Linked DNA regions of Homo sapiens: region 2 is linked to region 1. A link is a loop called in an ENCODE intact Hi-C map of the cell type or tissue named here. Cell type or tissue: PC-3. All regions are shown on one strand. Links, peaks and the distances in the headings refer to the core of each region. The heading gives the core; the rest is flanking DNA. Region 1 has its middle 100 kb from the start of ZPLD1. Region 2 has its middle 110 kb from the start of ZPLD1.

What was found. A loop is a pair of places that touch in the nucleus more often than their neighbours do. Peaks named below come from ENCODE experiments on the same cell type or tissue, not always from the same donor. Only the 100,000 strongest peaks of a DNase experiment are listed, where the experiment ranks them.
Region 2: it touches region 1 in a loop (3-fold over the local background); 2 of 110 quality-filtered maps call a loop at or near these places.

The regions. Positions count from the first base shown.
Region 1 is chr3:102,527,280-102,543,645 of GRCh38, forward strand. No RefSeq gene overlaps it. Among named protein-coding and RNA genes, the nearest start is that of ZPLD1, 100 kb to the left of the region's middle. RefSeq lists a silencer at 9,246-9,540. In PC-3, for the core only: CTCF peaks have their summits at 9,390 and 9,591; a DNase peak (open chromatin) is centred at 9,402; H3K27ac peaks cover 569 bases.
Region 2 is chr3:102,315,907-102,332,272 of GRCh38, forward strand. No RefSeq gene overlaps it. Among named protein-coding and RNA genes, the nearest start is that of ZPLD1, 110 kb to the right of the region's middle. In PC-3, for the core only: a CTCF peak has its summit at 7,610 (motif pointing right); no DNase peak of the experiment used is centred there.

The DNA.
Region 1 (16,366 bases), core at 4,681-12,680:
ACTTTAAAGTGGTGAGTTTACATTAGGCAAATTTTACCCAATTAAAAACTAATTTAAAAACATATAAAAACACCACTTTTATTTTACTATTATGTAGGCAAGTTAATTTTCTAAATAACACGTAGAATGGCAACCACATGTTATATCTGGCTAGTGCAACAGCCAACAGAGAAATCATTGATATAGATCATTCAAGCTACTAAATCAGCTCTCTGGTCTGTAAAATTAGGGAATGAGAATAATAATGCTTTGTTGTTGAATAAATGTGAATCTATGAAAGAGGATATATGTAGTCTGCCTGGTACACTGTGGTTGGTCACTGCTAGTTTGACTTGAGGATGAATACAGCTTATCATATGCTTTTTTCTCCTCTCACCTTGCTCACCACAGTGTCTTCCAGTAGTAGGTGGCAAGTAACTTATTTATCAACTTGTCTATTGACTAATAAGACCACGTAGATATCACCCTCTTATCAGGTGAAAAGAAATTTCCTTGAAATCTCACTTTATGAGATAGCTAAGTAAATTCCACTCACTCCATATGTGAATGTTCTGCTTTCCTGAATCTGATTAGGTTACAAGTTGTAAGGGCAGGACTCATTTTTTGGGTAATTATAGCTTTAAACGCACTCAGATGGCTATTACACACTAGCCATATCCAATAGATATAATAAATAATTAATTGAACAAATAAATAAATAAATAAATAAATAAATAAAAATTACAGCCCATAAAAGCTCCTCATTAACTTTCCCAGTACTAACCTACCTCTTGCAATTAATTTTACATTTTCTTGTTTCTCCTTTATTAAGTAAGCTGAAATGAAATAGAAATGATATAATTGTTTTTCTTTCTCATTTGGAGAAATACTCATGCAGTCTCAGTCCTCAGAGCATACAGAAAATGAGACTAGATGAGCTCCATTTGATACAGAAATAACAGAATTCTGAACAATAATGGAATCACATTTATTCCAGTGAATATATGTATACCCATTCCAATGCAGAAAATATTATAATTCTCATAAATTTAAAAAAATAAAAGATATTTATTTTGTCATTACAGAAGTATTCCAGAGGAAAAATTAGGATTTACTCCTCTTTTGTAATCACTATTATGTGAGGCTTCCTCAACAGTAAGCCCACCTCCTTTTAGTGAGGAAAAGTGCATATGAGCATCCCTGCTGTAGGTTCTTATCTTGAAGATAACTTTTCTCTTCCATACCCAAATTGCTAGTGTTATACAGTCCGAGGATGAGGTATGGGAACCCAAACATGAAGTTGTCAGTGTGTCTTACAGGAAAAGTACTAAGTGAATGATTCTGTCTATTCTGTGGAGGCCAAGTGATGTAATCTTTAGAAAAAATAGACATGATGTGATATTATTTGGGGGATTTTGTAAACCTTAAGGATATATGGTAGCGATAGTGGACAATGTTTCTCAGAGACATCTTTCCTCAGTACTAGTTTTGAGAGCTCTCCTACAGAAAGATGTGGGTCCACAGGCCAAGGATACACTCTACCCCAGTCCTAACTCTATTGTCAGATCATGAATTATCCATGCAGGAATATGTCTTTCAAGTACATTGTTTTGGATTCCTGAGAGCTTTAAATACAATTCAATCATTATTATTTTTCTAATCCAAAAATCAGTAGAGTGAATAATGGCCCACAAAATTCATCTAAAGGGATCTTGACTTGATTAAAATGACTCACTCAGGTTCATATAAATGTCTTGCACATAATTTCATTTTGAATTGGCAATGTGGCAATGTAGCACAAAGAGAACTGGACTAGAGGTTAGGAGAGCTGATTAAGGCTGGAATCTTCTTCAGTGAGGTGTGTGAACATAGCAAAATTAATACTTTCTGAACCCCAGCTTTCCTTATATTTATAGTGAAAGAATTATAAAAGACAAGGTCCATTATACCTCCAAGGTTCAGTCTAGCTCTTAAATTTATACTTTATATGACATTTCTGGGCTCTCTCAGAAAAGAGATTTTGTCTCACTATCCTTGGGATGAAAATAGGATACTTTCTTTTCTTTCATCTCTCCATTTGTCAGAGACAAAAAAAATCATCTCTCTCTTCTTAATGTTCTGTCTTAGTCTAGGCCACACTGTGGACAGAACAACATTGTCAGTTAGGGAACCGTGATTGGCTACACTCACCCTCTCTCTAAGCTGGTTTGCTAAAGGGAAGGCTTTGTCTCAAAATGGATGGCTATCAGTATGGTAGGTTTATCCAAAAAAAAAAAAAAAACCTCAGCAAGTTTATGTAAACACTGTGGTACTCAATGAAGGAAGTGCTGAGAGGGTAACAACATCTGACGAATGGGTAAATTTTCTGGAATCTCGCAAGGCTTTGAACATAGCTCTCCCTGGTGGAGACTGCCTGAGCCGACCTGATGTTGTTTTTCCTCATGGTTGGCAGTTATAGAGTGCAGTGGAACAATCAGTTCCTTGGTTATCCTCCAAGGTGAGCAAGGTCAGTTTTAAACAGCTTTGCTGTCAGGGAGCCTCATATTTTACTCTAGTCTCCTAACCTCACAAATCTTGAGGCTGGCACTGAAGTCAATGAGCCCTCTGCAGCCTGATTCCCCACAGCGACTTCTCTCTTCTTACAAACAATGCCTCATCTTGGTTCTGCACACCTGCACAGGTTTTTAGGGAGCAGGACTGCAATTAGTCAATGCAGCCATAATTCAACCGTTATAAAGTATTTGCTTTCACCAGGGTCCTTTTTGTACAGTCTCATATTAAGCATCCACCACAGGAAAATTGCCCTTGAATGTTTGGTCCTTCATCAGCATTAAACTACAGAGCTGACTTTGAATTTTGTCAAACGATTGTCATAGGACAGGGTGAGATTACATAGTCTTTTGCTTATTAGCATTTCATTTAGAACATTACCATATCAAATTGGCTTAATTCTCTTCAGGGTATAAATATTTAAATTTTACAAATTCCAATTATGTTCCTTGCCCCCATTTTGTTCTTCCCACAAGAAAAAAATAAATAAATAAACATGATTCAGAGTGTCTGTTAATCTCACTTAAGGCAAGGAGGAGCCTGAAGATGAACCGTTCATGAAATGACAGATGTCCTAAGAAAGAAAACATCTCCAAAATAAGACCATTTTACTCCCATTTCTTTCAGTGACATGGATGTTTCCAACTAAAATTATATTCAGCATTTTATTTCAATTAAGTAAGCTAGTGATATTGTTTGCAAATAGGTCCTGGTTAATATGGAGTTAAGTTCCTTGAAAATACAGCAGAACCCTTTTTGGGTGTGCCCTGATGATCCTCATCTGCTCCCTACGTGTCACTGACTTCTTTAGATTGTTATCAGGAAATTAGACACTCCATTGAAACAATCCTGGGAAAATAATTCAAGAATCTGGTTTTCATTTTCACTTCTGCTCCTAGAACATTGGACCAGCAGTGCTGGTCCTGTGAAGGACTTGTGTTTGTATGGATGGGACATTGCATAGACCAGCTTAGCAAGACTAATTGATGGTTCAAGTTCTCTGAAGTATAGTTAGTGGCCAGAGGTTGGACTAGAAGGAAGAGAATAAGCAATTTGTTTGTCCAGGTTTTGATTTGCCTGACCAGGTGTGTCCATTTTCTCATGGTTAATGCCTGCGTCAACAGCACTGAGAAGCAACTAAACATTAAAGATTTATGAAGAAAACATTTCATAACCTATGAAGAATTTTACAAACTCTTGGATAGATGAGTCATTGTGGCATTCCACATCTAATGCTATGAGTTGCTTTCCCTGTTCCCTCGTTTCCTTGTTGCATGTAGCCATATAATAAATAGAACTGAGCTGCGTGGTGACCCATGGGATAATTATAAATATAGTAATGATTGTCTTTGGTTTATCTGACAGACAAAATATGGAGAAATGTGATTATTGTACTGTGTTAAAATTGTTCTGTGCTAAGGGGCTGAAGGAGAAGTACAAACACCTTTGAGTACGGCCTTACCCGAAAGGCGTGATCATTCATCATTCTTTTTTTTCTTTTTTTTTTTTTTGAGATGGAGTCTCACTCTGTCACCCAGGCTGGAGTGCAATGGTGCAATCTTGGCTTACTGCGACCTCTGCCTCCCGGGTTCACACGATTCTCCTGCCTCAGCCTCCCGAATAGCTGGGACTACAGTGCACATCCCCACACCCGGCTAATTTTTTGTATTTTTAGTAGAGACAGGGTTTCACCGTGTTGGCCAGACTGGTCTCAAACTCCTGATCTCGTGATCTGCCTGCCTTGGCCTCCCAAAGTGTTGGGATTACAGGCGTGAGCCATCACGCCTGGCCAAGGTGGGATTATTCTTATTGTGAATCTACTGGAGAATCTACATTTGTTACAAAAAAGACAAAAATTCAGAGGGTCCACCCAAGGTGGGCTTAGAATTTGAATCTGTCTGCCTTTGTCTTGATTAAAAATGTATCATGATATTCAGGATAGAAAATTTATACTTTAGGTGGAGGCCTTGTCTCTCTCCAAACTTTTCTATAATGACTCTGAAGTATTTCTCAAAATGCAGTTCTTATGTCAATCATCTATGATGACTAGTTCCCAGTAGCCTTCTGGATAAAAATCTAAAGTATTAATCATGGCACCTCAGACCACAGACTAGCTCTTTAATGTCATCTCTTCTCTCTGGCCCTCTCATGCATTATTTTCTAGTTACATTGAACTGTCTATTATATCTTGGCTACTACATTTCTCATCTCCTTGTATTTGGATTTGTGATTCCTACACTCTGTAAACCTATTTTACAAATTAGGTTGGATAACTCTTATTCATTTTCTAGAATGCAATTACTCCTTCAAGGAAACTCGCTTAATTTTACACCAATGTCCCAACCCCAACTGAGATTTTCGTTCCTCCTGGATATTCTTTGTTCATTAAACTATCACCCACTACACTGTAAGTTCCTTTTTCCTAGAAATGTTGTCTTTTACTTACCAATCTATAATGCTTAGCTGTGTCTGATATACAGTAAGCTTCAGTCAGTGTTTGTTGAATGAATAAGTGGGGTAAGTCAAGAGTGAGGGACCTAGGAAAGGTGCCTTTGAAGTTGGCCAGTCCTTTGGAACTGGAGTAGATATCATTGGATATCTTAGTCATTGAATAATAGATCATTTTTGTCTTTTGCTATATTTGCTGCTTTTTCTTTACCTTGGTATTTAATAAGGTCTCTTTTAAAGTTCTAGCCTCCCTAAACTGTGCTAAGAGAAACATGGAAGAGATTTTGTTTGTTCTTTATGTAGAGCAAAGAAAGGGCACACCATCCCTCCTGAGGCTAGCGAGATGGTGGCAGCAATATCTGAAATGTGAGAATCTCAAGAGGAAAGCAAGGACTTCCAAGGAGAGTGGAAGAACTACTGGGCCAATTGTTTTTCCAGAAATAAGAAAAGCCTGGAGGGTTGAGGTTTTGTTTTAATAAAGAAAATCCCATTTTCTTCCAGTGCCTTTCCACTGTCTCCTTTTAGCCATATTCTCCTCACTTTGCCAGGCTGTCCAGGTCCTTTATGTTGTCCTCTGGACATAGAGTTGCTACAACCTTTTCTGGATTCTTATACCTGCTATGGCTGGGGGCCTTTCCCAGACAGCAGTCACCTAAACAGGACATTTACCCTTATAGGTGCTGAGTGTTTATGGCTGAATGGACCTTGCTTCATAGGAGTAGGTTTCACTCCAAAACTTGTGGCTTAATATAGCAATCATTTTGTTATCTCCCATGTTTCCATGGGTTTACTGTGTTCAGCTGGGTATTATTCTGTTGCTCTTGCTTGCGGTTTCTCATGTGGTTGCAGTCAGACGATGACTATTTCCTCATCTGCAGGCTGCTGTTATAATCTGGAGGCCTGTGTGAGATATTGGGAGGGCTGAACCTCCCTCCTTCTCCATGTAGTCTCAGGATTTCTCTATAATGACATCTTAATGACGTCTCTTTGTGATAGCCAGACCAGAGAAGAATACTTTTTTTCTTTTTTCTTTTTTTTCTTTCTGGGATGGCGTCTTGCTGTGTTGCCCACACTGGAGTGCAATGACATGATCTCGGCTCACTGCAACCTCCACCTCCAGGGCTCAAGTGATTCTCCTGCCTCAGCCTCCTGAGTAGCTGGAATTACAGGCATGCGCCACCATGCCTGGCTAATTTTTGTATTTTTAGTAGAGACAGGGTTTCACTATGTTGGCCAGGCTGGTCTCGAACTCCTGACCTCAGGTGATCCTCCCACCTCGGCCTCCCTAATTGTTGGGATTACAGGCGTGAGCCACTGCACCCAGCAGGAAGAAGACTTCTTATGTGGCCAGTTAGAGTTCCCAAAACCAAGCAAAGGGAGGCAGAGGCTGCCACCCCTCTTAAAATCTAGGTCCAGAAGTGTCACCATGTCACTCCTAACATGTACTATTGTTCATGGAAGTCACAGGGAAGCACAGATTTATTGTGGGAGGGGACTACACAAGATTATGAATGCCAGAAGGCATGGTTCATTGGGGACATCTTTTAAAACTCGCTAACTCGTTATCATAGGACACTTACATTTTAATAAACAATAAATAGGTTTTTTTCTTAAGTAATTTTAAGCACCAGGACTGTGTGTTCCTTCCTTTCTGCAAAACTTTCTTCCTTTTAGCTTTCTACTCAAATTCTCTATCACTTTCACTCACCACTCTCTCCATCACTTCCACTTCCTTGTCTCCACTTGTCTCTATCACTTTCCTTCGTTCTGGTTCCTTTGCTTTTCTCCCCCAAAACTGGCAAGACTCAACATCCAGGTCTTGTCACTCTCTCTTACTAAGCTTCCATTGTGTTTTCCCCATAGAGTTAAACTCATTACAGTTCGTTTATGAGTTCTCCTTGACCTTCTTCACTGAGTCCACCTCCCACCACTCTTTCTGTGTGTCCTAAGCTCTAGTCATTTTTGATCATTAATACTTTCTTGAGTAAGATGTGTTCCTTCATATCTTTATGCTGTTCCAGATACTATTTCTTCTGACAAGAAGGAAGAAACATGTTTCTAAACCACTTAGTGTTCTCTAGTCTGCTCTTGGAACAAGTTAGGAGAATGTTCCTCTCCTTCAGCTTTCTCTGCATGATTGATTTCTCTTTCTTCTTCCTTTTCTTAGCACTTTTGATATAGAATTGATTTTATTGCATTGTAAACACTTCAGAGTGTCTCTCTTTCCAGAGATGTCGTATTCATCTCTGTGTCTTCTCACTCTAGTGTTTCACAGTGTCTAAAATATAGATGTTACAATCATACTGAATTGGCTGGCTGAATTATTTTATTCTTATTTTCCTTCCTCAACAATTACCTCTATGTTGGTGCCCATATTTTTCTATAACCCTTTAGCTATGAAATCACATTTCATACTGCCTATTGGAATTTATACTTAGTCTCCTATGGTCACCTCAAAAATAGCATTTCTAGAGCCACATTTACTGTCTTTCCCTCCCAAATTTCATAGTCTCTTTCAGTGAAACCACCATTATCCCAGTTAACAAGAGTAACTTTTGTCCCCTTCATTCATCCAAATCAGTCAGTCTTAGATTTTAGGCATTATTTTCTTTTGACATTGCTCTCATATTTACTTTTGTGAATATATCCTTACTGCTGTCCTTTTAGCCCAGACCTTCTCATGCATGAATGATCACCTTGCTGTTTTGTCTTGTTTTCCTCTCTAATCCCTTCCTCTCTCATGGCTAGGCTGATATTTCTTCTTCTTCTTCTTCTTTTTTTTTTTTTGAGATGGAGTCTCACTCTGTCGCCCAGGCTGGAGTGCAGTGGCAGGATCTTGGCTCACTGCAACCTCCGCCCCACAGGTTCAAGCGATTCCCCTGCCTCAGCCTCCCAAGTAGCTGGAATTATAGGCACCTGCCACCATGCCCAACTAATTTTTTTGTATTTTTAGTAGAGACAGGGTTTTGCCATGTTGGCCAGGTTGGTCTCCAACTCCTGACCTCAGGTGATCCCCCTGCCTTGGCCTCCAAAAGTGCTGGGGTTACAGGTGTGAGCCACCGGGCCCAGCATAGGCTGATTTTTCTAAAACAACTCTTTCACAGTGTTGCTCTGGTGCTCCTCGAAATGGTGTTTGCTGTCAAATTAAATCTACTCTTCTGCTTGCTTCTCATGGCCTTCCACAATCCAAACCCCACTCCGCCAATCTTTCTCTGTTTCCCCCTTTTAAGTAGCATCCACCCACATTACCTTTCCTCATTGATTCTGGCTTAAATGAACACTTGTTCAATCCCAGTTGCAAGGTCAATCTGTCTGGAAGGTTCTCCTCTTGCACCTTTCCCCTTCTCACATGTCAATATCCTTCCCATCCTTCCAGGATGTGTTCAAGTTTGAATCATCTATTATTTTTCTTTCAACTTCCTCCTGCCTTCCCTACTCTCTCTGAGCTCTGAGTGCAGAAATATTATGTCAGAACTACTGTGTTTACTGTGCTTTACCAACATATGTGCTTCTTGAGGTGAGAGATTATGGTTTATCTTCCTCAGTAATTCTCACAGTGTCATAATGTCCAGCACAATGCTGTGTAGTAGATGACCATGTAACATTAGTGGGTAATTACATGAACTTGTAGTGGTAGCATTTTCTGGGTCATCATCTATAGGCCAGTGGGATGATATTTTCTCAAGATAATTTTAAAAGGCAAGAAAAAAGAAGGCTTCTTATTTCTAATTTCCAGATAAGATATCCCCTACCTTGTCCCTGGATGATAGAACTGGATATTGTAAAATAATAGTAATTAGTATTTGAATGCCATTTAACTCTTTATAAAGCACCTTAACTGATATTTGCTTATTCATAATTCTGTAAGTTCTTCCAAAATTACTATACACTTTGAGGCTGGTGGTGTGATGTGTGAAGATGAGATAGAGGAAGTAAGCGTGGAGGATTTGGATTTGCAAAAACATTTGATAATGTATTGCTTTTCATTGGTCTCAAGGAGGTCTATTTCTAGGAGTATTGAGAAAGATATATATGTGTATATGTTTACCCATTTACCAGAAAATGGGTTTACTTCTCTAACGTTTTAGCAATAAAAAGAATTCCAGATATGCAGCAAATAAATCTGACTGTTAGTCAGCCCTCAGGAGCTGCTGATAGCAAAAGACTGAAGATCCTATATTTCTATATTCAGATCATACTACTGAGGGATTTCAAGCTTCTCTTTCTCAAGCCAGCTTTTATGGTTTAATAGTTTTTCTGTTATGAAAATAAAGCAGATGACACAAAATTTCAGAGAAAGACAGCAAAAGTAAGAGCCAAAGAAAAGAAGGAGTGGAAGTGAAAAACGCTTCAGTGAAAAAACTGGAGAGCTGACACTTTGGCACCGAAATGTTAATGCTTATTTTTAAGATTATATCGCCACCTAGTAAATAAGCTCAGAAATACAACCACAGAAAATGACAGCTTGTCTGGTGCTGAGCTCTAATCCTCTGGTTAGCAATTCCTGGGAGCACCTTTCCTTCTAAACATCTGCACACACAAATGTGCTACCTGCGCACGCTTTTAGAGTTCTCGTTGTTCAGGCTCAGCCCACGTTCTCCTGTTCATTTAGAGCAATGTGATGGAAAAGTCAACAGCACACATTTTAGAAATGAAAACAAGCCAAGGATTTCTATCAAGGAACCTGTTATCTACTCTTGAAAAATGATTAGTTAAAACCATACATATTATCATTTGCCAGTTCTGAATAATTCTGGGATTTTCATTAATGAAAATATTTTGCATTTTCTACTTTCATTTCTGTATAGAACCGAAGTGGTCTGTTCATGGTCTTTCTTGGTTAGGAAGCATTGGAACTAGGGAATTAAAAACACTAAAGACTGCTTAAAATTTTTCTTGTCTTTAGTTTTTCTGTTATTGTGAACAATCTTTTATTTCTTCTGCAGTGTTTGTTTGTACTGAATGCTTTATGCTTGATCACCCACCCTGATTCTGTTTTTGTACAAAAAGCTTGTTAGCTTGATAAAGCACTGCATAGGGTTTTAGTTGGTTGCTCAATAGATGATTATCTGGGTGGCATCCTGGCTATAGCCCTTGCTAGTTCCAATTTTGTAATCTGTGAGCTAGGGATAACAATAGTGCATACATCACTGGGCATTTGGGAGAAATAAATTAAGCAGCAAGTACTCAAAAATGTTAACTATTATTATTAATAATAAAAATAGATCGATTAGAAATGGTAGAAACAAAGGATAGAGACTGATTTCATCTTGCTCAATAGATCAAAATGGCACAGGAGATAAAAAGGTTTTAACCAAACACATAGATACAGATAAAGAAGGCATATATTCTGAGACTAGAAAACCATTCATTCTTAAAAATTCAGGTGATTAAATTTTAAAAAATTATTAAATTTTAATCATATTTAAAAATGATTGAATTCAAGTACTTAGAAACCTTGAAAATATACCTCCATTATTTTTTTCTATGCTATCTTTTTTTGAACGAAATCTATCCTCACTTCAGCCTTCCAAATAATAACTCCATTTTATTTTGAGGGCTGTTTAGAATAAACATGATTAAAGAAATTAGCCAAGAGTTTAGGGTATGAAGTGGGAGAGGGGAGATTTTTGTTACGAGAGCCTTTTTCATGGGGGTTATCAGGCATAAAATTATCAATTTTGTTTAACCCAGACGTGGCAGATTCTGCTATTTATCCCAGAATAACCATTGTTTTTCTTTTTCTTTCAATAGAACTTTGTGCTGGTACATGATTATACAGCCAAATATGCCCTAGCTTCTTAAGTGTGGCATCAACTGTGTGATATGTGCTAACTTTGGTGCCATGCCTTCATGAAGAACATGCATTTTCTTCTCCCCTTGTCTTTTTCTACCTTTCTGCTGGCTGGAATGTGGATATGATGATGGGAATGGAACAGCCACTGAACCAAGAGAAGGAAGCTAAGTTTTAAAGAGAAATAGAGCAACAAGATAAAGGAAGCCTGGCTTCCCATCACTTCTGATGTGCCGTAACAGCCCTGGAATGCCTATGCAGACCTTACATGAGAAATAAGCCAATGCCTGTCTGACTTAAGCTTAAATATTTTTTTTTAGTTTCTTTATTACAGTAGCCTAAACTGTACTACAACTAATTCTAATGGTCTACAAAGAGTCACAAGCCCTAGAAATATGAATATAAAATTATAGATGTTAAGTTTGACGTCTGCACGCTGCAAGGCACTGCTTCCTAAAGAGTGGTCTTTCATTTGATATTGGACTTTTATCAAAGAAAAAAGACTTTTAATGTACACCAAAAAAGGTCCTCTTAATAGGTGGTAGGAGGATTCTATTGTGTGGGGCTATCAAAGCGGTATCCCGCTTTCTTAAAAAAAAATGGAGAGGCTACGAAGAAATTAACTCAGGATAGAAGGTGGCTTGTCTGGTTACCTGGCATCCAAGCTTCTTGTAGAACAAAAAAACAAGTGCAGATGAAAATGACAGGGAAAGAGGAGGGCTCTGGATCTGAGCACAGTGTGTTGGAGGAAGAATGGAAAAGGCCATAGGTTGTTGAACAGATCAAAGCAGCCTTTGGAGAGAAGATAAAAACATTAATTGGTATTTATTAAGATATTTGCTACCTACATTACAATGTCCTGTTTTCTATCTCCTCTAATAATAGCTAATGATTATTGAACACTTTCTATATGCCAGACTCTGTTCTAGGGTTTTACATCTGTAATAATGTAATCATCACAGAAACTCTCTGAGGCAGTGCTATTATTTTTATTTATGTTTTCCAGATAAATAAAATGAAGCATCGAGGGGCGAAATTACTTGGTAAAAGTCATCCTTGCTAGTAAATTTGGCATTTGAACTCAAGCATTTTGCCCTAACCAATATGCTCTACTATCTTTATATAATGTTTACTAAATTCTCCATTGCTGGCCATTATCTTCAGACAAGCGGATTTGGGTTACACAGGAGCTTCAGAAAGAAGACATAACTGAAGACACTGTTATATTTAGTAAATCAATATACATTATCATACTAAAGGCTTCCCAGTAAATAAATCTGCTTAACTCTGTTTAATTCAGAATTTCCCAAATGTACTTGATCACAGAACTAATGTATTGAGCACTGGCTATTGCCACTCCAAGAAGCTAGTGTTTCACTGAACATACTTCTCAAATTCTTGGGGAGAAAAATATATTGACCTGGGTGTCAGGGGGCCCACATTTTGGTTCTGATTTGGTACTTTTTGTTTACATAGCTTTGGACAAGTCAGTATAGATTTCTGGGATTTCACTTCTTTTTATTCTTTTGTTTTCTTTTCTTTCTTTCATTTTATTTTATTTTATTTTTTGAGACAAGGTCTTACTTTCTTGCTCAGGCTGGAGTGCAGTAGTGCAGTCATAGCTCACTGCAGCCTCACTGTCCTGGGATTAAGCAATTTTCTCAATTTATCCTCCTGAGTAGCTGGGATTATGGGCATGGATCACCACGCCTGGCTAATTTTTATTATTTTATTTTGTAGAGCTGGGATGTTGCTATGTTGCCCAGGCTGGTCTTCAACTCCTGGCCTTAAGTGATCCTCCTGCCTCAGCCTCCCAAAGTGCTAGGATTAGAGGTGTGAGCCATGTCTGGCTAGATATTTGATCTAGTAAAACAGTGTCCAAGTTGATGCGGTGACCAGTGACATGTGAGCTTTAAGGACTAGGCTTGTATTTGGAAAAAGTGAAAGCAGAGATACAGCTATAAAAAGTCTAGACAATTAAATCCAGTTCTAAGCAAAAAGAGAAGAAATAGAACCAGGAAAATTCTGTATTGAGAGATTTTCCTTAAGCATTTGAGTACTGGCATCAAAGAATATGTATGATAGATGATCCACAAGTATTTGTTTGGGCTCTGAATTTAGCCTTCATAAACATGGGGACATCACTGATTTCCATGCTACCTCAGATCCCTACTAGTATCTTTCTCCAATTTGTGACCCACAATATCCAACCAGTTATTTTCCATCTATCTTGTTCATGTAGTACCTTGACCAAATTGTAAAGGAATAACTCAAGCAGATTAGACAGTTAGTCTTTGGCCAGGTGAATAAGACAGAAGAAGATATTTCAGGCAGAGAAAGTAGCATATGCAAAGGCTCAAGTGTAAGAAAGAGTAAGACAGGTTCAGTAATCTTGGGACAGTGCAGACTGGTGGAATGTGTGTTCATGGGATTTTTGTAGGTGTGGAGTTTGACGAAGAAGGATTCCAGAGAGAAGTGACTGGAAATATAAGCTGGGTTTGGGTGGTGGAGTATGTTCCATGTGCTATATTCAGGATGCCTCTCCCTGCATAGACTCAAGTTTTAGATATATCTTAATAGGAGTTTCCAGAAGTTAAGCATAAAAGGAAATCCCTTTATTCTGATGAGATTCCATGACTCTTTATGTGTCTTGGGAAAATTAGGATATAAGCTAGAGTATAAGTAATAACCCAATTCTGTTCTAATAGAATAATTCAATTATCCTGGTACTGTCATTGGATGTATCATGAATTTGCAGGTGTATGTTTATTTTCATAGAAATAATTTCCCATCTTTCTATAAAGTGATAATTTCTACAATAACATCCTGATGATATTGGCTGCCTTATAATTAAGTCTACTCTACATGACGAGGTTCTTCTGGAACTTTTGAATCTGGACGACACCAGAATAAAAGAGAAATATAGGCTTTAAATATAATTGTTGTAATTTCTGAAGACCACTGGTTAAGGCAAATCTAGTTAATGCATAGGAAATCTTGATTTATACGACATTCTCTACCTGGTCTCAGCCTGTCTATTCAGCCTCATTTATCCCTATCCATTTCCTTCTTACCTCACAATCTCACACACCTGCTCTCTGCCCACTTTGTGTCCTTCACTATTTCCCAAAAATTCCTGCCCATTTATGCTAAGCTTTGAACATGCTATTTTCTCTATCTGCTGAAGGTAAAGACTTACCTTTGGCAGCTATAATAATATTTTGCTACAATCTAAGTAATTCTTGACATCAATTGCTTACTGTCAAGAGGGTCAGTTATTATTAATCTTGCAGTTTGGTGGGAGAAAAGAAATTGAAGAGGGATGAAGAAAGGGGACTTATCCCTCAACTTCTTTTTTCAGAGATAGCCTCTGTATTCCAAATTTATGACTAGTAATTTAGAGGAGAAATATTCCTCAGTAAAATGCACCTGGAAGAAAAAAGAGTAGGGGTAAGAGGAGAGAGGGATGAAGGAAGGAAACAAGGAGGAGGAAACTACTCTGGGTACTTTGCTTTCTGAGCCAGTAAACATAATCTCATTTAATCCTTGCTACAATCCTGTGATCTTAGAGTACTAATTCCATTTTACTTTTAAGGGAAGAATATCCAAAAAGTAGATAATATTTCCAAGGTTATGTAGCCAACTAGATAATGGAGTTAGAATTTAAATCCAAGCTTTTAAGACTCAGAAGTCTACCACTCTTACCAAAGGCTCTACTTAGTGTCTTATTACAGTAATGTAAAAAAATAAATGGGATCAAGATATTATTGGGATGGTAATTGTAGTCTCCTGATTTACAGCCCATTGTTCTAGCCCCATCCCATCTGAACTATTGTCTTTTGGATAGGAAGGTTCATGTCTTATCTGTAACCATCAACACTGGCCATCTATACCGGGTGTGGCAGCTCACAGCTGTAATCCCAGCACTTTGGGAGGCCAAGCTAGGTGGACCGCCTGAGCTCAGGAGTTTGAGACCAGCCTGGACAACATGGGGAAACCCTCTCTTTACCAAAAATACAAAAAATTAGCTGGGCGTGGTGGCACGTCTGTGATCCTAGCTACATAGGAGGCTGACGTGGGAGGATTGCTTGAACCTGGGAGGTGGAGGTTGCAGTAAGCCAAGATAGTACCATTGCACTCCATCCTGGGCGACAGAGGAAGACCTCATCTCAAAACAAACACACACACACAAAGAAAACCCCATAAAAAACAAAAAAGAAACAAACAAAAACCCAAAACAAAATACAGCCATCTACTTAAGGCCATCTACTTAGTTATTTGGCATATGGCATTCCTTATATATATATTTTTGAAAATGATTTAAAGTCCTACATAATTTTTGACTACTTGGTACAGAGTATCCATCATAGATAATTCTTGACCTTAAAATTATTGTAAATTCAATGCCTTGCTGTTTATAATGCATTAAACTAAACTAAACTAAACAGAATGGGCTAAACTAAACAAAATCCCTGTTAGGCTGGGAATTTAATAAGTCACATTTTAAAAGTCCCTGAAGCTCTGAATTATTTGGTTATAATATTTAGAATCACTGTGAAACTGTGTTACAAAGTAAGGATAATGGAGAGAGATAAAGGAAAAGGAGGAGGCTTCTATAATGTTTAAGGTGGTTGCAAGAATAGTGACGTCTAAGAATAAGCTTGGATGTCCTACAGCATCAGACAATGGTAGTGCAAAAAGGAATCCTGTAATAACAACAGTTTAAAGGGAAAAATCGCTTCACTTTACCCCATCCTGGTCTATATAAGATGTTTGATCTTTCCAGTTGACTGAAGTAAGCTCTTAATAGAATCCTTGATAACAAAAAGGAATGAAGTAAGGGTAAGATAAATGCTTTTAAAACCACCAAAATTCAAGTGGGCAAGTGATATAAGGGTTAATTCTTTGCTGTTAAATTTTCTAATGAACTTGGCAACAGGCTGTTAAAAGTTTATTAGCTTGATGCTGGTTAATCATCCTGTTTCGTTTTGGACCACAGTAAAGGAACACAAACCAAATTAACCAGCACATGAGCCCTTTATAAGAACCTCTTTAAAATAATTTACTTAGCTTATTTACTCCCACTTTTTGAGTTCTCTGAACTATAGAATTCTCCAAATGAATCAGTACCCCAATTTGTTTGCCAGAATATAAAGATGAAAAGAAAAATGAGCTCTCTTACAATACCCTCTGGGACTAATTACCCTGATCTGACTAGACTGGTTGTTAGATCTGAATTATAGTCATGAATAAGTTAGATCTTAATTAAAGTCATGTATGGGGTCCAAGAGGCAATGTCATACAGGCAAAAAAGCTGTTTTGTAATAAGTGGAAATTAGTATTATAGTGCTTTGTGAGACATTGAGCTTCTGGTTAGAAACCTATCTTCTGAGATGTAGAAGAAATTTCAGGTTTAAAAAACCCATCTTCTCTCTTTATATATGGTCTTTTCTAAATTTTGAAACCAAATTAATTTTGGCATTTCCACTAATGTGAATGAAATGATGTTTTCAAAATTAGCTTATCTTTATTTTCTTTTACCTGCAAATGTATGGCAGCTTTTATTTAATGTTTTAAACTTTCTTAATAGTTACC
Region 2 (16,366 bases), core at 4,025-12,024, 210 kb before region 1:
TAGGCAACTCATGGATAATTAAATTTGAATGGTCAGTACATATAATCTTACTAGTAACTCAGGAAAATACAAATTGGATAAAAACGAGATAATTTTCTATACCCAATTCATCTACAAAAATAAATTTCTGATAACATCAATCTGTAGAGTTGTGGCACAAGGGCAAACTTCATGTGTTGTAGGTGAGAGGGTAAGTCATTACAACCATTTCAGTTCACACTGTCTCGAAGTTTTAGGGAAAGGAAAAATAAATGTGATTTATTCATAAACTAGAACATTACATAGTATTAAAATGAAGTGTGTGTGTATCTGTCAACATGGATACATTTGAAAAGCATAATGTTGAGTAAAAAAATAAGCAAATTGCTAAAGGATGTATAGAGTATACCATTTGCATACACTCATAAAACACACAAATAAGTATACATACATATGTGATAAAAATATTAAAACATACAGGCTAATATTATATACCAATATGAGGATGTTAGTTACTTCTGGGAAATGAGGGCGGCAGAAAGGAGGAACAGAGTGTGGGCGCAGTGGCTCATGCCTGTAATCCCAGCACTTTGGGAGGCCATGGAGGTCTGATTGCTTGAGGTTAGGAGCTCAAGACCAGCCTGGCCAACATGGTGAAATCCCATCTCTACTAAAAATACAAAAATTAGCCAGGTGTGGTGACGGGTGCCAGTAATCCCAGCCACTCAGGAGGCTGAAGCAGGAAAATCTCTTGAACCAGGAGGCAGAGTTTGCAGTGAGGCAAGATCATACCCCTGCACCCCAGCCTGGACAACAGAGTGAAACTCCATCTCAGAAAAAATAGAAAGGAGGAACAGAGAACCGAGAGGGGTTATAGCTCTCTATATAACATTTTATTTCCTTTAAAAATTTATGGCTATATTGTAACATGTAGTTTGTTACATATGTGTGATGTAGGTAACATCTGTTACATATGTGTGATGGGTTCATAGGTATACATAAAATCAATTTTTCTTTCTGTAAACATCAATTATTTAATAACATGACATAAAATAAAGACAATTGGAAAAATAGCTCTTTTAGGCTTTGAGATAATTAGAAAACACTTGGGGAAGAATAAAATTAGATAGCTACTTCATATCATATATTAAAGAGAATTCCCTGTGGGGTTTAAATTTTAAATAAAAAGAAAGTAGAGCAGAAGATAATGTAGGCGATTATTTGTCTGATCTTAATAGGAAAACTTTAAGCATATAGACAAGAGAAATTTAGGCAAAAAAGTACATTATTTCTACATAAAATTCAAAGCTCTGCTATGTCCAAAATCTATAAACAAAATATAAATGATGAGCTATTTAAATTGGCATTGTTAACAGGTAAAGGATTTGTAGAAACAATAGATATAAAATTATCCCATGAGAAAAATATGATTATGACACCAACAGACAATTTTCAAAGGGATAAATAACAATGACCAAAGTGTGAATGTGTTCAGGAACATGGTTATTGACTCTATGCCTCTCAGCTCCAAATTAGCCCTTCAGCACCTGCTCCAATATAATGGACTGCAATCTTTTTTTTTCTTTTGAACTTTTAGGTTCAAGGGGTACATGTGAAAGTTTGTTCCATAGGAAAATTATATATAATGGGGCTCTGGTTTACAGATAGCTTCGTCATCTAGTTAATCAGCATAACACCGAATGGGTAGTTTTTCAATCCTCACCCTCCTCCCACCCTCCACTTTCAAGCAGGCCCTGGTATTTATTGTTCCTTTCCTTGTGTCCATGTGTACTCAGTGTTTAGCTCCCACTTATAAGTGGAACAGGTACTATTTGGTTTCCTGTTCCTGCATTAATTCAGTTAGGATAATAGCCTCCATCCATGTTGTTACAAAGGACAAACTATGCATTTGACAAAGGTCTAATATCCAGAATCTATAAGAAACATAATCAAATCAACAAGCAAAAAACAAACAATCCTATTAAAAAGTGGCCAAAGGACATGAACAGACACTTCCAAAAGGAGACATACATACAACCAATAAGCATATGAAAAAAAGCTCAATATCACTAATCATTAGGGAAATACAAATCAAAACCAAAATGAGATACAATCTCATACCAGTCAGCATAACTATTAATATTATTAAAAATCAAAAATAACAGATGCTGGCAAGGTTGCAGAGAAAAGGGAATGATTATATGCTGTTGGTGGGAATGTAAATTAGATTAGCCATGTTGCTCCAAAGGACATGCTCTCATTTTTTTTTATGGCTACATAGTAGTCCATGGTGTAGATGTATATTTTCTTTATTCAGTCCACCACTGATGGGCATTTAGATTGATTCAGTGTCTTCACTATTGTCAATAATGCTGCAATGAACAAAATGTGCATGTGTCTTTATAGTGGAACCATTTATATTCCCTTTGGTGTGTACCCAACAATGGGATTTCTAGGTCAAATGGCATTTCTATTTTAATTTCTTTCAGAAATCTCCAGACTGCCTTCCACAGTGGCTGATCTAATTTACACTCCCATCAGGAGTGTGTAAGTGTTCCCTTTTCTCTGTGATCTTACCATCATCTGTTATTTTTTGACTTTTTAATAATATCCATGCTGACTGTGTGAGATGGTAACTCATTGTGGTTTTGATTTGCATTGCTCTGATGATTAGTGATATTGAGCTTTATTTCATATGCTTTTTTGTTGCATGTATGTCTTCTTTTGAGAAGTATCTGTTCATATCCTTTGCCCATTTTTTAATAGGGTTGTTTGGTTTTTGCTTGTGATTTGTTTATGTTCCTTATAGATTCTGGATATTAGAACTTTGTCAGATGCATAGTTTGCAAATATTTTCTCCCGTTCTGCAGGTTGTCTGTTTATTAAGTTTCTTTTGCTGCTCAGAAACTCTTTAATTAGGTCTTACTTGTCAATTTTTATTTTTGAAATTGCTTTTGGAGCCTGCATCATGAAGTCTTTGCCAGGGTTTATGTCCAGAATGGTATATTCTAGGTTTTCTTCTAGGGTTTTTGTGGTTTTGGGTTTTTACATTAAAGTCTTTGATCCACCCTGAGTTGATTTTCATATATGGTCAAAAGTAAGGGGTCCAGCTAAAATCTTCTGCATATGGCTAACCAGTCATTCCTGAAGCATTTATTGAATAAGGTGTCCTTTCTCCATTGTTTGTTATTGTCAGCTTTTTCAAAGACAAGATGGTTGTACATGTATGGCTTTATTTCTGGGTTCTCTATCTTGTTTCAGTTGTCTATGTGTCTGTTTTTGTACCCAGAACTATGCTGTTTTGGTTGCTGTAGCCTTGTAGTATAGTTTGAAGTTGGGTAGTGTGATGCCTCCAGGTTTGTTTGTTTGTTTTTGATTTGGATTACCTTGGCTGTTAGCCAGGCTCTTTTTTGGTTCTAAATGAATTTCAGTCAACAGTTCTAATTCTATGAACCATGTAATTAGTTGTTTGATAGGAATAACATTGAATCTGTCAATTGCTTTTGGCTGTATGGTCATTTTAACAATATTAATTCTTCCTATCCATGAGCATGGGATGTTTTTTTCATTTGGCTATGTCATCTGTGGTTTCTTTGAGCAGTATTTTGTAATTCTCATTGTAGAGGCCTTTCACCTTCCTGGTTGGTTGTATTCCTAGGTATTTTATCCTTTCTGTGGCAATCATGAATGGGATTGCATTCTTGATTTGGCCCTCAGCTTGGCTGTTGGTGTATAGAAATGCTACTGATTTTTGTACATTGATTTTGTATCCTGCAACTTTGCTGAAGTTAGTTTATCAGTTCAAGGAGCATTTGGGCAGAGGTTATGGGGTATTCTAGATGTAAATCCATATTGTCTGTAAGCAGGGATGGTTTGATTTCCTCTCTCCCTACTTGGATGCCTTTTATTTCTTTCTCTTGCCTGATTGCTCTGACTGGGACTTCCTGTGCTTTGTTGAATAGAAATAGTGAGAGTGGGCATCCTTGTCTTGTTCCAGTTCTTAAGTAGAATGCTTTCAGCTTTTGCCTGTTTATATGATGTTGGCTCTGGGTTTGTCATAGGTAGCTCTTATTATTTTGAGGTATGTTCCTTCAATGCCTAGTTTGTTAGTGATTTTTAGCATGAAGGGATGTTGGATTTTGTGGAAAGCCTTTTCTGCATCTGTTGAGAGGTAATGTAGTTTTTTGTTTTTAGTTCTGTTTATGTGATGAATCACATTTATTAATTTGTATAGATTACACCAACCTTGCATCCCAGGAATAAAGCCTACTTGATTGTGGTGGGTTAACCTTTTGGTGTGCTGCCAGATTCAGTTTGCTAGTATTTGTTGAGGATTTTTAAATCTATATTCATTAGGGTTATTGGTCTGAAGTTTTCTTTTTTTCATTATGTCTCTGCCAGGTTTCAGTATGTGGATGATACTGGTCTCATAGAATGAGGTACGAAGGAGTCACTTCTCCTTGACTTTTAGTAATAGTTTCAGTAGGATTGGTACCAGCATTTCCTTATACATCTGGTGGAATTTGGCCGTGTATCTATCTGGTCCAGGGCTTTTACTGATTGGTAGCTTTTTTATTACTGATTCAATTTCAGAACTCCTTATTGGTTGTTCAGAGTTTCCATTTCTCCTTAGTTCAATATTGGGAGGTCTTGTGTTTCCAGGACTTTATCCATTTCCTCTAGGTTTTCTGTTTGTTTGCATAGAGGTGTTTGTAATAATCTCTGAGGGTTTTCTGTATTTCTGTGGCAACAGTGGTAACGTCTTCTTTGTCAATTTTGATTGTGTTTATTTCAATCTTCTCTCTTTTTTAAATTAGTCTAGCTAGTGGTCTGTCAATCGTATTTATTTATTAAGAATCAACCTTTGGTTTCATTGATCTTTTACATATTTTTTCTCATCTCCATTTCATTCAATTCAGCTCTAATTTTCATTATTTCTTTTCTTCTGCTAGATTTGGATTTGGCTTGCTCTTGTTTTTCTAATTCCTCTAGTTGTGATGTTAGGTTGTTAATTTGAGATCTTTGTAACTTTTTAATATGGATGTTTAGCACTATATATTTTCCTCTTGACACTGTGTTTGCTGTGTCTCAGAGATTCTAGTATGTCGTATCTCCGTTTCATTAATTTCAAAGAGTTTTTGGATTTCTGTTTTAATTTCATTGTTTGCCAAAAAGTCATTCAGGGGCCTATTGTTTAATTTAATTTTCATCTAATTGTATGGTTTTGAGAGATCTTTTTGGTATTAATTTCTATTTTTATTGCACTGTGATCCAAGAGTGTGGTTGGTATCATTTTTTTTGTAAATTTGTTGAGATTTGTCTTATAGCTCAGTGTGTGGTTGATTTTAGAGCATGTCCCATGTGCAGCTGAGAAGACTGTATGTTCTGTTTTTGTTAGGTGGAGTGTTCTGTAGATGTCTGTTAGGTCAGTTTGGTGAAGTGCTGAGTTTGGGTCCCAAATATCTTTGTTACTTTTCTGTCTTAATGATCTGTTTAGTACTGTCAGTGGGGAATTGAAATCTCCCACTATTATTGTGTGGTTATCTTACTCTCTTTGTAGGTCTCAAAGAACTTGTTTTATGAATCTGAGTGCTCAGTTTTGGGTACATAAATATTTAGAATAGTTGAGTCTTCTCATTGAATTGAACCCTTTGCCATTACGTAATGCCCTTCTTTGTCTGTTTTTTAAAATCATTGTTGGTTTAAAATCTGTTTTGTCTGAAATTAGAATAGCAACTCTAGCCCTTTTTGTTTTCCATTTGCTTGATAAATTTTTCTTCATCTCTTTACTTTGAGCCTATGGGCATCATTGTACATGAGATGGGTCTCTTGAAGACAGCATATAGTTAGATCATCCTTTGATATCCTACTTACCACTCTGTGCCTTTTAAGTGGGGCCTTTATCCCATTTACATTCAAGTCTATTACTGATACGTGCAGATTTGAACCTGTGATTGTGTTGTTAGCTGGTTGTTATGTAGACTTGATTGTGTAGTTGCTTTATAGTGTCAATGGTCTATAAACATAAGCACATATATAGACCATTTTTTTTTTTGGTGGCCAGTAATGGTCTGTAATTTCCATGTTTATCACTTTCTTAAAGACTTCTTGTTAGGCAAGTCTGGTGGGAATGAATTCCCTTAGCATTTACTTGTTTGGAAGTTATTTTACTTCTCCTACACTTAGAAAACTTAATTTGGCTGGGTATAAAATTTTTTGTTGGAATTTCTTTTCCTCTTTTAAAATGAGCATAATGTCAAGCTTTGTTAGTAGATTAGACTGGAGGGACATTAGTAGGGTAAGGGATGTTCTGCTGGGTCTGGTGCTATGTTTTGTTTATGCTGCTGAAGTTGCATCATGAGCCAGTTGTGCAGGAATGTCAGTACATACAGTGTGCTATGCCTCAGCTATATGCCCACAGTGCACACCCTCTCAGTGATCTCACAGCCTCATCATAGACTTGTTTTACACTTTCATGTGGTCCTCCTAATGCAGAAACTACATAGTGCAAAATGAGCCTGCAGAGGTACCCTGACAACCCCTGCATGCCCACCCAGCAACCTTGGTTACTTGTAACCTGAAGGGTTGTAACTCATGGCTTTTCCAGAGTGACACCATACACTCCAGGTCTGTGTCCACAGTGGCATTGCTGTATTTGCTCTCATACCTGCCCATCCACCAGCTTTGGCTCAGCTGCATACCAGAGGCCTGCTTCCTACTTGCTGGGTGACTGGGACCAACTCTTTGGATTTTCAATGCACTCAGGAAATTTCACATTTCATGGCAAATAATTTAATATGAGCATACTATTCTCTTTTTGACTTTTATAATCACTCCCAGATAGAATGTTCCATACCCATTATGCAACAGAAAGGACTTGATTCTCCAAAATTAAGTAATTTTGACTTAAGACATTTTTGATTTATTTGTAAATCTTTACCAAGATTTACAATACCTTAAGAAGAAAACACAAATACTGCTAGTGATATTCACTTAAAAAACTGCTTACTTATTTGTATTCCAACTGTAGTAAGCAGATATTGACTGAAGTTGGTATCAACAATCAAGATTTATTGACCCTAGGTAAATATTATAGAAAATAATATCAAGGTCAGTACTGGCTCAAGAGACCATTGATCTTGTGTGAAGGCTAAAATTTATCAATATTTCCATTATAGCACTACCTCATATTATAAAGATTTCTTTTATGAACTGTAGTCTTCAGGAAGTTTATGGTTCATTCTGAAGGAGGATGAGAAGACCATTTAGAAACTGTTAGAATTATGGGCATGAAGACTAAACAATAGTGTAGTTTAGTGGAACGTCACAAATTGTTTCCTAAAAGCACTTTTGCAGTTTATTTTTATTTTGGTGATTGCATTTTTATGTGGAGTGTGGCTGGTGCTAGGATGGTGCTGTTGTCAGCCATGTAGAGGCTCATGGAAGAAATGTACAGGGAATCAATAGATTTAAGAATAAAGATGGCAGAGCAGAACTGGGAGGATGAGCAGAGCTGAGAGGAGTCATTTAGATGTTCACTTGTAATAATACTTCCCTGTTCTGCATAACTCCTTTATGTACAGTTCTACTGTAGTTTGCAGGGTTATGTCACAAAGCGGAAATAAGAACCACAGGCAGCAGAGGGCACCACAAAAAAAAATATCCTTAGGAAATATATTCATATTTTTACTGCAGAGAGTAAACTGATACATATGTATTAAAATAAGATTTTGATAGCCAGTGCAAATTCTTATTTTTGAAATCATGGGCTTACATTAAAACAGGACTGACTGCTGCCAGAAATGAGCAAGAACCATCAGTACCAAATCATTAACAAAGAAAGACCTATGTAAATTTACAACAAAAATTTATTGAAACTTTCCTGTAATCCTCCTACTACAGAATCTAAGAACTCTCAATAGCAAATTGTATTGAAAAATATGCTTTATTTGATCAGCAGAGTGATCTTTCAAAAGTGGATTATTCTAATTGTAGTTTACCTAAAGAAATGGTAAAAAAAAATTTACAGTGGTATAGTCTTTCAGCAATAATTAGAAAATCAATCTTTCAGCAGATTATTATTAAGATAATTGTGGACATATATAGATAATATATATGTGGTGTTCACATATAATAAGGGAGAAGCCTATGAGGATTATTAAAGATATGTCAATTATGTATAATTCAAATATGTAATTTCAAGAAAAAAAGGCAAATACTATTACGGGTCAAACACAGAAGAAATACAAATTCTAATACACGTATTAAAAAGTTTACTTTAGTGATAACCAAAGAGATCTAATTATAATTAGCATTAATAATGTGATTTTTTAAAAAGACATTCCAAATTTTAATAATACAGAAAACTACCTAGTGTTGGTAAGAATTTGCAGAAAATGGGGTTTTTCACATAATCTCTTCAGTGAAGTATTAGTCAAAGCTGAGAGAAAGAGGCTTTTGACCATGCAATTTTATTTCCAGGAATGTATCCTAAGTAAATAACAAGAAATTAAGAATTTTAAGCACATGATGGTTTACTGTGGCATTATTGAAAATAATAAAAATTTTAAAATACTCAAAATGTCCAACAATTGTTGAGAGTGGTATCCCCCATGGGTCCTGAGTATTCATCCACATTCTTGGAAAGTGTTCCAGATTGCAAGGCTTATATGTTTTGTGTTCTGAGTAGCTTATGTAGCTAGTCACATAGTCAAATGAGTAGGTCAAGGTGACCACAACCTGACTACCATGTAATTTATAACAGCACATGCCTTGAGAGGAGAAGCCCTGGCTTATGTGTTGCTGGCTACAGTGATTGGCAGATTGTCAAAAAGCCTCAGACTTTTGGTCCTGGGTTCTTCTCTTGTAATGCAATCTTTTTTTGTATACAGGTGTCAGCTGAAAGCATGGTACACCTTCCTGGGACTTGACGGGAGGGGAAGACAATGCAAATATGCAGATGATTCTATTTCTTGCTGTTCTGTGAGTGATAAAATCTTTTTTCTCCTACTTACAGTCTTGTGTCTTCTGTCACCATCCATGAATCAGTAACAGGTTAACTTTTTGGCTTACAAGTAGGGTAAAAATCTCAGACTCTTCATGGTTCTTGACACAACAGGGACTTCACTAGTAAGTTAAGTGCATTTGAAAGAGGACTAAGCTGCTGTTGAAAGTTACGGTCTTGAAAAATACTATCAATATACAAAAATGTTCATGACACATTGATTAGAGAAAAAAATGACAAAACAGTACAGTTTGATATATATTTTTAAAAGTATGTACATGCGTGGAAAAATTCTAGAAGTGTACGAAAAGGTGAGTAAGAGCATCTTAAAAACAATTGCTTCATGTTTTTCATTCAGTGGTTCTCAAACTTTATTGTGCATCAGAAGTCTGTTAAGATACTGCATGCTCAGTGTCAGCCCCACAGATTCTGATTCAATAGGTCTGGGTGGTGCCCAATGACTTGTATTTCTAACAAATTATCAGGTGATGCTGCTGCTGCTGCTGCTCTTCAGGGAACCATACTTTCAGAACCATCATTTTAGTCTATGTGGTAGTTCAGTGTACTAGTTATAGACATGAACTCTGGAGCCAGCTTCCTTGCATGTCTGTCTGATCCTGCCATGTCACAGTTTGACTTTAAGTAAGTTTTAAAATTAGTCTTGCCTCATTTTCTTATCTGGAAAATGGGGATAAAATCTCCATTTTAGTAAGATAATAGCACTAAAGCCATAAAAATTGACCCACAATGTCTACCATATTACAAGTGCTCTTATTATGTTGTGTAGACATCATAAATATATTAAAACCAAGAATGTTACTACTGGTTTTTTGTGTTATAGCTATGGACCATTGTAGTGAACAGAGTATAAGATAATAGAATCAGGCACACTGTGTATACTGTCACCTATGGTATTTAATTTACTCATCTATAAAATGGGGCATCAACTTCTCTCCTGCAGTTTTTGGAAGGCTTCAATGCAATTACATATATGAAATACCTGGGAAGTAACTTACATCAGTTAATATTGATTCTCCTGCTTCTCACACCACTTCTGACCAAGCATCACCCATATATTTATCAAAAATTCATAATCACTTATTTGTTTGAATGTTCTGAATGTTTTTGACTTCAGAGATAAATAGCCCACCCTCTTGAAGCTTACATTATATGGGGAGAAAATTTTAGGTTTAAGACTAGAAGCTAGAAAGACTAGAGCATTGTAATGGAAAAGGAATATTAGGAGTGAGAAAGTTTGATTTATCTGCTATTCTGCTGGTAATTTAATGTTTAGTGTTGAGTAAATCTTTTATCTGTGTTTAACTAGTAAAGTGAGAAGGTTGGGTATATATTTCTAAGATCCTTTAAACTCCTAACAGTCTTTCAATTTAAAACTTCTAATGCTTTATAAATTAGGTGTGAAAAACTGAAATACCTTGTGGACCAGCCATAATAGAAATTTGTGAAATGGCTGGCTTGCTATAGAGAGTGGTGGAGATACAACCACTTGGAGAGTGCATGCCTGTCTAAAGACATTAACATTAAAATTGTTTAAAAAATATTTAGCCTGCTTTTAAAAACACTTAAAGAGCTTTGAGATAATCATCTTCTAAATACTTGTAGTTGGAATAGTGAGAAAGAATGGCATTCTGCCTTTAAGCATGAAGATGAGTTAATGCTGCAAAACAGAATATACTAGCTCTGTTACTGATTAACTCTTTGCATTTCTCATTTCAATGCAAACTGAAATCGTAGTAAATGTTGAGCAAGATAGATGGCTAAATAATTTTAAAAATCTGTCTACAAAGAGTCAGCTTGCGCCTGAGGTTAGAGGTGTGAGGTAGAGTGCTCTATATTTGCACTGCAGGTCGCTGATATTTGAAAGGCACATTAATCATGTTATTAATGGGTAATAATAAAGAATCAAAGTATTTTTATTATACATGTATAGAGATTATGACATTGAGTTCATTAAAGCAAAAATATCCTTTGGAAGACGACTTACAGCAAATGGCAGAGATCATGAAAAGAGATCGTAAAATAAAAGATCTTGCTTCTTACTAAAAAAATTTTGTCCTGAAAATTTTCGTATATACTACTTTGCTGGACTTATGATTTTGGAAAATGAGACAGGGATAAAATAATCTACTTGCATCCTTGCTTTGATTTAACTCAGAATGTTTCGGTTTTCACAAACTAGTGTAAATTAAAGAGTAAGAATGTCAAACGAATGTTGGTTGTATAAAATATGGGTTACTTAGGAGAAAAAAATTCACTTTGAAAACATCTACAAGGAAGAAGGCTTCAGACCTCAAAAACAATGCCATTTGGCATCACTTTTGGGTTTTTTAATAATATTAAGAATAAGTTTTTTCCACTAAGGTGTTAGAACTTCAGAAAATTATTAAAAACATTTTACATTTAAATATACATTTTACTTTTAAATTTATTTATTTATGTATGTATTTATTTATTTATTTATTATACGTTAAGTTCTAGGGTACATGTGCACACCGTGCAGGTTTGTTACATATGTATACATGCGCCATGTTGGTGTGCTGCACCCATTAACTCGTCATTTGCATTAGGTATATCTCCTAATGCCATCCCTCCCCCTGCCCCCACCCATGACAGTTTAATTTTACTGACAGTTTAATTTAATGACAGTTTAATTACGTTTAAATTTGACTAAGAGGCCAGGAAGAAATCTCTTAATGTTGAAATTTTGTAGTAAATATGTTTGATTATTTTTTAAAGGTATTGAAAACACTTCTAAATTTGAGAACTATAATTTTAGCGTAATTTAGAGCATACTTGTTATCACATCAGCATGTTGCGTGAGTAATATTTTACTTACTTATACCTTCATCAAGGTATATCGACATGAAATAAACTGCACATATTTAACATGTTAAATTTGATGTTATGACATATATGTATACACATTAAATTATCACAGTCGGTATAATGAACATTGCAGCACACCCTGAAGTTTCTTTTTGCCCTTTTGTAATTCTCCCCTCCAACTTCTCTGACTCTCCTTCTCTCCCCTGCCGTCCCTCTGGCACGTCTAATAGGATTTTGTCATGGGAGCTCTTTATAGTCCCAAAAGACACAATCCTGTATGACATAATCCCAAATGTTGAAATCCCCAAATCTCAAAATCCTAGAAATACAATTTTGGAAAAAATTTAAAAAATTTGTAAAAAGATATTTGTTTACATTTTTTAAATGGATTTATTTGAGAAACATATAAAAACATGACAACACTTCATAGGTCACTTTATGCAATAAAGTAGGCAACAATAACATACATATTTTTGCAAGCATAATACACTGAGGTATACTATTGACAGTCACATGGGTATAATAGTTATGAGCAGATGAACTACATCCATAAAGAAATAGGTGAAAAACCAAAATGTATACAACCTATTACTATGGGTGCTAATTGTGTGTACCTAGCTTTATAATTGCAGTCATCTGAAATACTGTGATGCACAACTGAAGTTTTTGACCAGCTCAACCAAAAGCCAGCATCACCACTGAGCCAGCCCTCCAAAGACCCAGGATCTCATGAATTTTATCTGTCACAAATGCAAATGTACAAAAAGGACATCTCTTCACTTACTGAGGAAGTTTCAATTTTTTAATGTATATGCATCATGTTTACATACAGTCAACATTATGATAATGCACTTCCATGAAGGCACTTTTGCAAAAAATGTATAAAATGAATTTGAACTCACTAATAGTCCAACACAATTTATGGCTCCAGTATTGGAAATGATGCAAAGATGGAATACACAGCATAGTGAATTGTAAAAAATAATGCTGACAATTTAAAATAGTGGGAAAAATGAAATAAAAGAAAAAAATAAAAAACTGAATAGAAAATTCAACATACGAAAAAGGGTATGACGAGGTGACAGGATAGATTATGGGCAATTGCATGCAGACAATGTATAAGAGGTTGCTGATCTTCATGATTATTAACTATATTTTAAGGCCTTACAACATGATAAATAGCTGCTTTTTTTTCTTTTTTGACATAGCCATTGGAGAATACATTCACACTCATTTTCTATGTGGTATTTCTCTTTTTGAAATTCTTCTGTGATTTGATATACACTGAAACTAGTATTTCTATCTTCTATGCTATGCTTGTATGTTGTTTTTGGTACTTGAAAACCCACTTTGCATGTACTCATACACAGACCACAAATTTGGTGGAAATAATACTGGTGATCAAATAGCAACACCATTGCATAAGTGCCTTCTTATCCTACCATGCACATAATTGTTTTAAAGCCAGTCAGTAACTTCACTGGCTTCTTCAGGCAAATGTGGTTTTAATTAATTAAAATCTCTTGGGAGGTCATCAGCTAGAAGGAATGTCAACGCAGGAAAATGGCACATTTTTAAACTGCAGTTTTTATCATTGCCATTATCTCATGGCCAATCCACTCATCTGAATTTTCTAACAAATGCATTGGGTTGAATGGAGCAAAACAAACTTTACTGGCAACACTTTGAAACTCACTTTTAGAAGCTTTGGTCACATCTAATTCCAAATCCATCATTATAGTTTGCGGACTCAATTGAATTTTTTTTCTGCATTTAGACAATAACGTGGTAATAAGTCAATCAAACATGATGCAACTATTTTGTGATTGTGATTCTGGGGGATTTTAGACATTAGGAAGTTTAGACAGTAGGAATTTGGACATTAGGCATTTTTGATCTTCTGTAATTTCAGCATTTGGCATTATGGTGTTCAGGATTGTACCGTTCAGAAAATGATCCAAATCCCTGTTTTATGGGCTAGTTTGCAAATTCTAGAATTTAATATAGATGACATCATATAGTATGCACTCTTTTTTGTCTAGCATCTTCAACTCAATGTATTTATTTTGACATTCATTCATGTTTTTACCCACCTCAACACTCCATTTCTTTTTATTTCTCAGTAGTAGTTTATTGTATGGGTATGCTAAATTTGTTCATCCATTTGCCATTTAGTTTGTTTACAGTTTTTTGGCTAATACAAATAAAGACAAATATTCTTTTACAAGTCTTGTTGTAGATACTGGCTTTCTTTTCTTGTGAGTAAATAATTAAGAGAGTTGAGTGGCTGATATGATAGGTGTAAGTTATATTTTTTATTAACTGACAAACCATTTAACAAAGTGGTTGTGCCATTTTAAGTTACAACAGCATTTCATGAGAATTTCAGTTGCTGTTCATTCTCACCAACTCTTAGTAGGGTCTTTTTAATTTTAGTCATTCTATTAGGTGTGTAGTGGTATCTTATTGTGGTCATAATTTGCATTTCCCTAGTGCATGTTGAACATCTTTTCATGTGCTTATATCTTCTTTGGTGAAGCATCTGTTTCAATCTTTTGCCCATTTTTAAATTGGGATGTTTATTTTCTTATTATTGCAATTTGTGTCTTTCAAGGAATTGGTCTGTTTCATCTAGCTTATCAAATCTGTGGGCAAAGACAGTTGTTCATAACATTATTTTCTTAATCCATTTAATGTCCATGAGATCTACAGTCTCTCTTTCATTTCTGATATCAGTAATTTGTGTTTTCTCTCTATTATTCTTAGTTAGCTTAGCTAATGGCTTATTGTTTTCTAAGTTCATTATTTTTAATAGATAAATAATAATTATATATATTTATGAGCTATAATAGGATGTTATGATATACATATACAATATAGAATGATTAAATCAGGCTAATTAACATAGTCATCACCTCACACACTAATCTTTTCTTTGTGGTGAGAATATTCAAAATCTATACTTTTAGCAATTTTGAAATATACAGTACATTATTAAAACTACAGTCACCATGCTGTGCAATACTTTACCAGAGTTTATTTCTCCCAATTGAAATGCTGTGGTCTTTGACTACTGTCTCTTCTTTCCCTGCTCTCCCCTAATCCCAGTCTTTGGGATTCCAGTCTCTAACCACCATTCTATTCTCTACTTCTATGAGTTGCGCTTTTTTAGATTCTACATATAAGTGAGATAAAGGGTTGTTAGTTTTTCCATCCCTGGATTATTTCACTTAGCATAATGTCTTCTAAATTTATTTACGCTCTTGAAAATGACAGAATTTTCTACCCTTTAAAGGATGAATAGTATTGCCTTGTATATATATACCACATTTAAAAATATTTATTTATTTTTGATACATAATAATTGTAAATATCTAAGGAGTACATATGCTATTTTCATATATGCATACAATGTGTAATGACCAAATCAGGGTCATCAGAATACCTGTCACCTCAAACATTCATAATTTCTTTGTTTAGGGAACATTTCAAGTCTTTCCTTTTAGCTACTTTGAAATATACAATAAATTATTGTTAACTATTGTCATCCTACTGTGCTATCAAACACTAGAATTTATTCCTTTTATCTTACTGTATTTTCATACCCAGTAAACAGCTTCCCTTCCTCCTGCCCTCCCCACTACTCTTCCCAGCTTTTTCTAACCACCACCTATTCTTCACCTCCATGAGATCAACTTTTTCTTTGCTCCCAACATTTCTTGCAAGGCAGATCTCTGGCAACAAATTCCCTGAATTTTTGTTTGTCTGAGAAAATCTTCATTTTGCCTTCACTTTTGAAGAATAATTTCATAAGGTACAGAATTCTAGGTTAGTGGGTTTTTCCTTTCAACATTTTAAATGCTTCACTTAATTATTTTCTTGCTTGCATAATTTCTGGAGAAATCAGATGTAATTCTTAGCTCTGCTCCTCTATGGGTAAGGTGTTTCTAACTGTGCCCCACCCCACACCCCACCCCTTTGGCTTTGGTCAAGATTTTTTTTTTTTATCTTTGATTTTCTGAAGTTTGGCTATGATATGCCTAGGTGTCGTTTTTTAAGCATGTATCCTGCTTGGTGATCTTCAATTCTCTGGTTTAATGTTTAACATTAATTTGGGAGAAATTCTCAGTGATTATTGCTTCAGTTATTTCTTCTGGGCATTTCTCTCTCTTTTTTTTTTCCTTCTGTTATTCTCATTACATGTACATTTCACCTTTCGGAGTTGTCCCACAGGTTTTTGATATTCTGTTTTGTATTGTTCTTTTATAGCTGGAATCCAGGTTGAGGACTATCTTTTTTATTAGCTTTAAGTAAAGTAACTAACACCTTTTCAGTTGGTAGTTGATGCTTTTTTCTATTCTGACACCAACTTATTGGGTACCTTTGGATAAGTTAAATTTTCTAATTTTCTTCAGTTGCCTAATGAAGGGTTAGAGTAACTGACATTCTTGTGGCACAGAAAAACAGTGCTTATATTTCGCCTTAACAAAACAGAGTTCTAATTTTGTTCTGATACTAATTTCCTTATATTGTTAG